Linked DNA regions of Homo sapiens: region 2 is linked to region 1. Evidence: read pairs that join two places in POLR2A ChIA-PET (ENCODE). Cell type or tissue: OCI-LY7. All regions are shown on one strand.

Region 1 (4,000 bases):
CTTGTTTTTATTGAACATTCCCTCAAACTTATTTGGCTGTCCAAACTGCTCTCTCTCCTCCTACTCCCATCTTAAGTGACAACTGGGAACATCTCAAAGGATACGCTTCGGAAACATCAGTGTATCAGGGGCACCAGGTCCATCCTGAAGTTCCCAGCTGCCCTCTAGCCTGCCCGCCATCTTCTTCTACACACACACACCAGAGCACCACCACTGAAAACCCACTGCCACTCACCATTGACACCCTGGTGGCTCCAAATGCTACCCCTTGGGACGTGCTATTTGCTCAGTGTGACTAGTCTGCTCCCACTTAGGCCTCCCAGCTGGTAAATGCCTTCTCACTCTTCACCAAGTTCTGGTAAAACTTGCTCGTCTCTGCTAGAGAGGCTTAGACATTTTACATTCCAGTTTTCTAGACTTCCATTTTACATTCCAGTTTTCACCCTTCTAGACATTTCCACAATATATTATAATTGATTGTCTTCTTGTGTAACACCCTACACACAAGTCTAAAGGTAAGATCCCTAGATGGTAGGTCGTTTTCCTTTTTTTACTAAGGTAGACTGTCAGATAAGAGAGTCTTAAATATTGTTAAATTAATGAATCAATGAACAGTAAATTATGATACGAGCTCTTTTCAGGGAGGGAAAGCAAAATGAAATAGCAGATTAAGGTGCCTTGCTATATTCTTATTTCATCAACTAACATATGGTGTTCAAAGTCTTATTAAAAGTGTATTTCTGAGTAACCTCAGATCTCTCCATTTATTATCCAGTGAAAAAACATCTGTCAGTAATGGGTTATCCTGTAAAAAAATTAAAAAGGCTGGGTGTGGTAGCTCACACCTGTAATCCCAGCACTCTAGGGAGCCAAGGCGGGTGGATCACCTGAAGTCAGGAGTTCAAGATCAGCCTGGCCAACATGGTGAAACCCCATGTCTACAAAAATACAAAAATTAGCCAGATGTGGTGGCACATGCCTGTAATCCCAGCTACTTGGGAGGCTGAGGCAGCAGAATCGCTTGAACCCAGGAGGCAGAGGCTGCAGTGAGCCGAGATTGTGCCACTGCACTCCAGCCTGGGCAACAGAGCGAGACTCTGTCTCAAAATAATAAAAAAAAAAAAAGAAAAAAAAGGACTAAATATCACTGAATATACATTTTAAAATGGGTAAAATTATGTTTCATATTATGTATATTTTACCACAATAAAAAAGCAAATAGAAACAAGAATTATTTTCTAATTGTTATGGGAGAGGGAAACATACTTAGTAAACTAATACAATACCTACAATTTTTTAACCAATTTCTTTGAATGGACAATTTTTAAATGTGTTGAGCTGAAATTGAAAACAAATCTAAGGGTAGAAACAAAGCAAGTGAAATGAAGTTATGAAAGCATAGATCCATGTTTTTATTATAAAATGAAACCACAAAGAGCCCCTTAATTAGAGAAAACAGAGAGCTATTACTGTAAATGACATCCCCATTAGTACTACTTAAATGGCAAGGGACAGCTTACAGCTCACGTGTGACTATGAAGTTAACTGGTTTTACAATAAAACACATTCTAACACTGTCTAAGAACTGTCTATGAGTGAGATTTTTATGTGGTTCATAAGCTTATTCCAAAAGACATCCCGGTATAGGGGTTCCTAGGGTACTTTGACATCTGAGGGACAAGTTGTAATAACAGATCCTTGAGCCCTTTACTCATAAATTTTCTTCAAAGGGGATAATGTTTCTGCTTTGATTTAGACTAATCAGCAGTGACTTTATAGGCAAACTGCTTCTTTATTTTGGAACTTTAATCAAAAGCTCTAGTCTTTATAATATATACAGAAAAAGCAACTACATTTAAACTCAGTCCATCATTCACGTGACTTATAGATATACAGATCAAACACATTCTGCTTCTTTTATTTTTGCCATTCTCAAAAATAAAGCACTTCTTAAATTGCTTTAACTAAGATTTTCCAGGTTTCCTTTATATATTATGTAACGTGTAACTCTGAGGAAAAAAATCATCAGTGAAGAAATAGTTAATCATATAAAAAAAAGTGCCAGCCCAACCACAGAAACAACACTTTCCTAGAAATAGTCAAAGCATACCAGATAAAGAGCAGTAACAACTTTCTAAAAACAAATTCCCGAATTTTCTGTGCACCTCTTGTAGTTATTTTTCTTAATCAAATGTGAAAAAGATAAGGGAAAAAAGTATTATCCATTGACTCTGATGATGTGGTGGCAAACAATAAGGTTAGTATTTTCTGTCACCTTTTTCTTGAGATGAGGCTAGGAATCCCTGTACTTTTTAATCCCCAGTATCTGCCATAGGCCACATGGAGTTAATGGATTTATTTTTTCCACTACTTCTTGTAGACAGATAATCCAGGATCATAAAATAGAAGAAACCAGTTCACACAGACTGAGTGCAGCCAAGTGGCCATCAGCTTCTTCCTGTTCCACTTCACTGAGCAATTACTGAACAGACGAGCTGTACAGACTCTAAATGAACATCGTCACTACCTCTCACTTGTTTTTTGCTTCTGACCTCTTTAAAGGTTCGGACAAAGTAGGTACATTTTGTAGAAACCTAAATAACTTATGAGAGGAGTACAAAGTAAAAGCTAGTTATCAATTCTGCATGGCCTGCCATGCCCTTTCACCATCCTGGGGACATAACTTCCCCCCAAATGATTCCAGTATCAAATACCATTATTTTGTTGCTACTTGATCTACTTCTAAGGCCTAGTGTTTAGACCTTGACATATAGCTTTGTCAAACAAAGCTTCCATCCTCCCCACTCTGCAGCTTCTCTCCCTAGTCCCATGACCCTCTCTCTCTCCACGGAATTCTACACTTGAATCTCTGACTCATCCCTTTGTGTTTTCCCAGAGTTGACACTTGATCTGCTTGGGCTGTGGTCCCAGCCCATCCCTTACAACTTAGCTAACTTTCCCTATACTTGTCTTCAGAGATGCTGGACTTACGATATCAACCAACCTGCTCTCTAGCTGACCAAATTCCAGACACTGGCACCCCGGGCCTGCTACTTCACTGTAATTTGTAGACTGCATACTCGATACAATAAAGAGTATGAAGTTATTATGTTGGTGCAAAAGTAATTGCGGTTTTCATTACTTTTGATGGCAAAAACCGCAATTACTTTTGCACCAATCTAATATTTGGCAGTAATGCCCAAGCTATTTGGGGAGGTGGGAGAAGGGACACATTTGCACAGCTAAAGACTAAGACTTGATAATAAGAACTCTGATTCAAAAACGAGACATATATCAAGGGAAAAACTACATCTTGTCAGCACAATGTGAAACATGCAAGAGGCTTCAGAGAACTGTAATATGTGACACATCGAATAAGCTTACCTCAAAATATAAGTGAAGAGAAAGGTATCAGAACATCCTTTAAAGTACATTATATGCAAAGTTAGTAAGAGTAAGTTTGGCCATTTTCAACAAATCCTTTTTTTCCCACATAACCACAGATATAAAAGAATCTCTGGATAATATTACAGGAGTAATAGTGGAGGAGACACAGAAAAGCACGTGCAGTCTCTACCATCCAGGTACAAATAGCAGGAAACAATTATGTATATAATAAAAGTTTTCCCAACCCTCTGTAAAACCCACAACAGAAGCAGAATGTTGGAAACTTGCAGGCTTCTATCTAGGTTGGGGGAGCTTTTCTCTGGTTATATATGTTTACCAAGAATTGGCAAGCTATTAGCTAGTTGGACCTATTATTCCAATCAGATAAATTTTATATCAAACTGATGAAATGAGTTCAAAAAGAATGGCTTCTATAAAAACAAACGTGAATGCCACATGAATCCTTCAAAAGGCAGGTTGCCAAGAAAAACTGCAGTTGAATTAGGAGAGAGCTAGACAGCTATAAAAAAACTAGAGAGAAATTTATAAAAATCTAGAATTCGGCCGGGCATGGTGGCTCACACCTGTAATCCCAGCACTTTGGGAGGCTGAG
Region 2 (4,000 bases), 56 kb before region 1:
TGTATAAAGGTTATTGTTACATATTTTTCATTAAAAAGAGATGTCAAAAAAGCCCAGCCTTCTCAAAAATTCTATTCAGACTTAAATGCAACCATTAAATGTGCTGATCACGGTGATCACTTGATAGTTTTTTCCATATTCAAAAATACAAGGCAGCTTTTTTTTTTCCTCTCCCACTTCCTCTTATTTTCCCCTCTGATCTACACACAAAAATGAATTTAGTTAATACTTGAGTTCCCAGAAGTGAGAAGTCCAGATGGTTTTCTCCCTACTCAAGCCCTCCTCTAGGAAACGAAGAAGTCTTTTTGCAACAACCCTGCCTGTATGTTGGCAACAACTTTCAAAATCAAAAGCAAGTTGACCCCACTGTAAAAGAAAAATGCTTCTTCAGCCCTTACATTGCCGGGGGCGGGCGGAGGGGCAGAAAAATCAGAAAAGAAAAGGAAAAGTCTGTGCTAAAGGAAAATTAAATAAATTTGGGTTTTTGCAAAAGACCCTAACACCGAGCTCTCCCGTGATGCAGCACAGCTTCTCGGAACCCAACTCTTACTATTTCCTCGGATCCCCTCTCTGGATAAAGGTTCTTTTCCCAGCAGGGCCGTTCATTTGCATGGTAAGTACCAACATAGTGTAAAATATGAACTCCCACGCTCCCAAACCCTCCTACCATGGCTGCCCTGTGTTCCTCAGCCACTTTCTCCTTTGCACTGTCCCCTACAGGCTGGGCTGCTCATCTCCTAGTGAGCTTGCCTTCCCAGCCATTCCCATAAGACTCTCTGCACATTCTACAAGTGATGTTCAGGGAGCATCTGAAAGCTTACCTCACCTCCAAATCTCACCAATCAGAGGAGCCTCCAGCCTACCACTCCACCAGTAAGATATGAGGATAGAGGTTCCCTGCGCAGGTAAGCTGGCAAAGACCAGACGCTTACCCAGAGCTGCCTTGGCTCCTCACAGGGCACCGACTTCTTCAAAGTTCAGTCTCTTCCCTAGGATACTGAGAAAGCCACCCACCTGGATATTCCAGAGAAATATGGGCTGAACTTCCAGAATCCTCAGATTTGCAACTATAGAAGTGTTTAAGTGTTACAAGTTATAAGTTATATGGATTTGTCTTTCTCCAGATTGATATATTTTTCAGGAGTCAGGGGAGTCATCCCGTCATCTTTCACTGAATTCCCTCCCTAATAAAACCTTTTTTTTTTTTTTTTTTTGAGATGGAGTCTCGCTCTCGTGGCCCAGGCCGGTGTGCAATGGCGCGATCTCGGATCACTGCAACCTCCACCTCCTAGGTTCAAGCGATCCTCCTGCCTCAGCCTCCGGAGTAGTTGGGATTACAGGCACCGGCCACCACACCTGGCTAATTTTTTTTTCTTTTTTTTTTCTTTTTTTTTTTTTTTTTTGTATTTTTGTAGAGACGAGGTTTCACCATGTTGGCCAGGCTAGTCTCAAACTCCTAACCTCAGGTTATTCACACAACTCAGCCTCCGAAAGCTCTGGGATTACAGGCGTGAGTCACTGCGCCTGGCCATAAAACCATTCTTTGCAAGCACAGTTTCATCCCTTTGAGATGACAGTTGGCTACAGATGTTGAACAGGTATGCAGGGACCAGTTTCTATGCACCCCACCTTTAGGACTTGCAACTCTAGTTCACGGGTCTCAGAGAAGTTGTAAGTTACCAGTTTCCAACATTCCAAATTACTGCAAATGCCAGAAACTACAAATGTTTGGAAATGCCAAGAGTCTGAGGATCTACTGACACAGCATATAGCTGAAACCTCACCCACATAGTGTTAAGAAAGCGTTTCCTGCCTGTCTGGGGCTGACAAACCACAACAACCCTTTTCTTCTTCCTCAGGCACCAAGCAGGACTCATCAGGACACCTGGGCTCAGGCTCAAACCCTATCAAAGCAGGGCTGTACTGAGGACGCACCTTCATTCTCTTCCCAGAACAAGTGAAGGAAATAGGAGAGGATCTTTGCTCTAGGAAAGCAGGCTTCAGACAGGAAGTGGCAACAATTCATACAAGGTGCCATTCTTTCCTCTAACCCACACCTTAACCTGTGTTGACCATCTCCCTCTCTCATCACAATATCTCTAGATTCTTCCACATACTTATTGAAAACTATGTTCATGACACGACAGAGGAGGTAACTGTCTCAGATAGCATAAGAAGTTCAATAGTAACCAAACATTTTTTTTTAAGTTATTTCCAGTGGGCCTGTGTGCTTTAGCTCACTTAAATCTTCACAACACCACTGAGGCACAGAGATGTTTTGTAACTCACCCACGGTCAGTTAACCAATAAGGGTAGATCTGAGATACAAAACCATGCCATCTCGTCATCGAGAGCTCCCTCTTCCCACTACAGTGTCAATCCATCAGAACAGTTCCAGTTCAGTAGACCCAGTGATCCATGATGGAGCAATTGGGTATTCTGAAGAGTGGGCAGTTCACAAGCAGACATGGATGAAAAGAAATCCCAATTCTTCAGTCAAGATTGACCTTTAAGACTTTCCACAAAGTGGCCTCAACCTCTCGTTCCAGTCTTTTCTTCTCCTCCCCAAGAGCCACGTCAGCATCCTTACATATCAGCTCCCTTCCAAACTTCTCTCTCTTCAGAATGTATTTACCTTTTTCCCCTAAAACCCAATCCTATCCAACTGCTCCAGCAAGATGAAACCTGAAACTTTCTCTGATCTTCTTAGTTGGATGTAAGACGTCATTCTTCTGTAAACACCTATAGCAAGGTTTAAAAATGATGTAACATTATAATAATTATAACTTCCAGTCCTGTAACACAGATATGACAGTGCTTATCATCCTTAGTAGAAAACATGGGATAGTACATAAAGCACCTGTTAACAAACTCCAAGGAGTTACCACAGCACAGTTTTTAAAAAACACGTCTTATCAGCTGGGTGCCGTGGCTCATGCCTGTAGTCCCAGCACTTTGGGAGGCCGAGGCGGGTGGATCACCTGAGGTCAGGAGTTCAAGACCAGCCTGACCAACATGGTGAAATTCTGTCTCTACTAAAAGTACAAAATTAGCCAAGCATGGTGGCACATGCCTGTAATCCCAGCTACTTGGGAGGCTTAGGCAGGAGAATCACTTGAACCCAAGAGGCAGAGGTTGCAGTGAGCCGAGATCGCACCATTGCCCTCCAGCCTGGGCAACAAGAATGAAACTCCAAGTCAAAAAAAAAAAATATGCCTTATCATTGGTAGCTACTACACTGGCTAATGAAATCCAAATATAGCTGCTACCAGTGACAATGATTCCATATTTTGGAGATTCAATAGACTGATGCTAAGAGCACTGCATCTAACTATTGTCTAATATAAAAACTTCTATTTTCTTCCTGTCTCCTTGAGAATCTCAATGTCACAGAGCCAACAAGAGGCAAATTCTAAGTAATTCTTTAGCATGCAAAACGTATGTGCTATTACTCTTCTTTGTCTGGAATTTATTAAACAAGCAGAATCAAGGGAGCAAATCTGAAATTTCTGGAGGAATAAATGGGTGCTGCCACTAATGATCATCTCTGAGGCCTTGTCAGGCATTTGGGAACAAACTTACCAGTCTCCAGCCTGAAAGACACCAAGGAGAAACCTGACAGCTGAGAAGCTCTGATTTCCCTCTCACATGAGGATAAGAGAAACCAGCATGTATTATTTTTTTGGTTGCTTGGATGGTTTTGTTTTTTGTCTTTTTTGAGACTAAGTCTCACTCTGTCACCCAAGCTAGAGTGCAGTAGCGTGATCTCGGCTCACTGCAATCTCTGCCTCCCGGGTCAAGCAACTCTCCTGCCTCCACCTCCAGAGTAGCTTGGATTATGGGCATGCACCTTCATGAACGGCTAATTTTTGTATTTTTGGTAGAGACAGGGTTTCACCATGTTGGCCAAGCTGGTCTCCAACTCCTAGCCTCAAATGATCTGCCCACCTCAGCCTCCCAAAGTGCTGAAATGGGCATGTATTGTTTTTTAACTACCCCA

Evidence for each region. Peaks named below come from ENCODE experiments on the same cell type or tissue, not always from the same donor. Only the 100,000 strongest peaks of a DNase experiment are listed, where the experiment ranks them.
Region 2: POLR2A ChIA-PET joins it to region 1 with 5 read pairs; 10 of 35 experiments call an interaction of 5 or more read pairs at or near these places.

Annotation. Positions count from the first base shown.
Region 1 is chr6:129,741,942-129,745,941 of GRCh38, forward strand. No RefSeq gene overlaps it. Among named protein-coding and RNA genes, the nearest start is that of ARHGAP18, 34 kb to the left of the region's middle. In OCI-LY7, no CTCF peak of the experiment used is centred here; a DNase peak (open chromatin) is centred at 2,470; H3K4me3 peaks cover 394 bases.
Region 2 is chr6:129,685,594-129,689,593 of GRCh38, forward strand. All of the region lies in intron 1 of ARHGAP18 (Rho GTPase activating protein 18), which reads right to left. Among named protein-coding and RNA genes, the nearest start is that of ARHGAP18, 23 kb to the right of the region's middle. In OCI-LY7, a CTCF peak has its summit at 712 (motif pointing left); a DNase peak (open chromatin) is centred at 1,848; H3K4me3 peaks cover 1,309 bases; H3K27ac peaks cover 591 bases.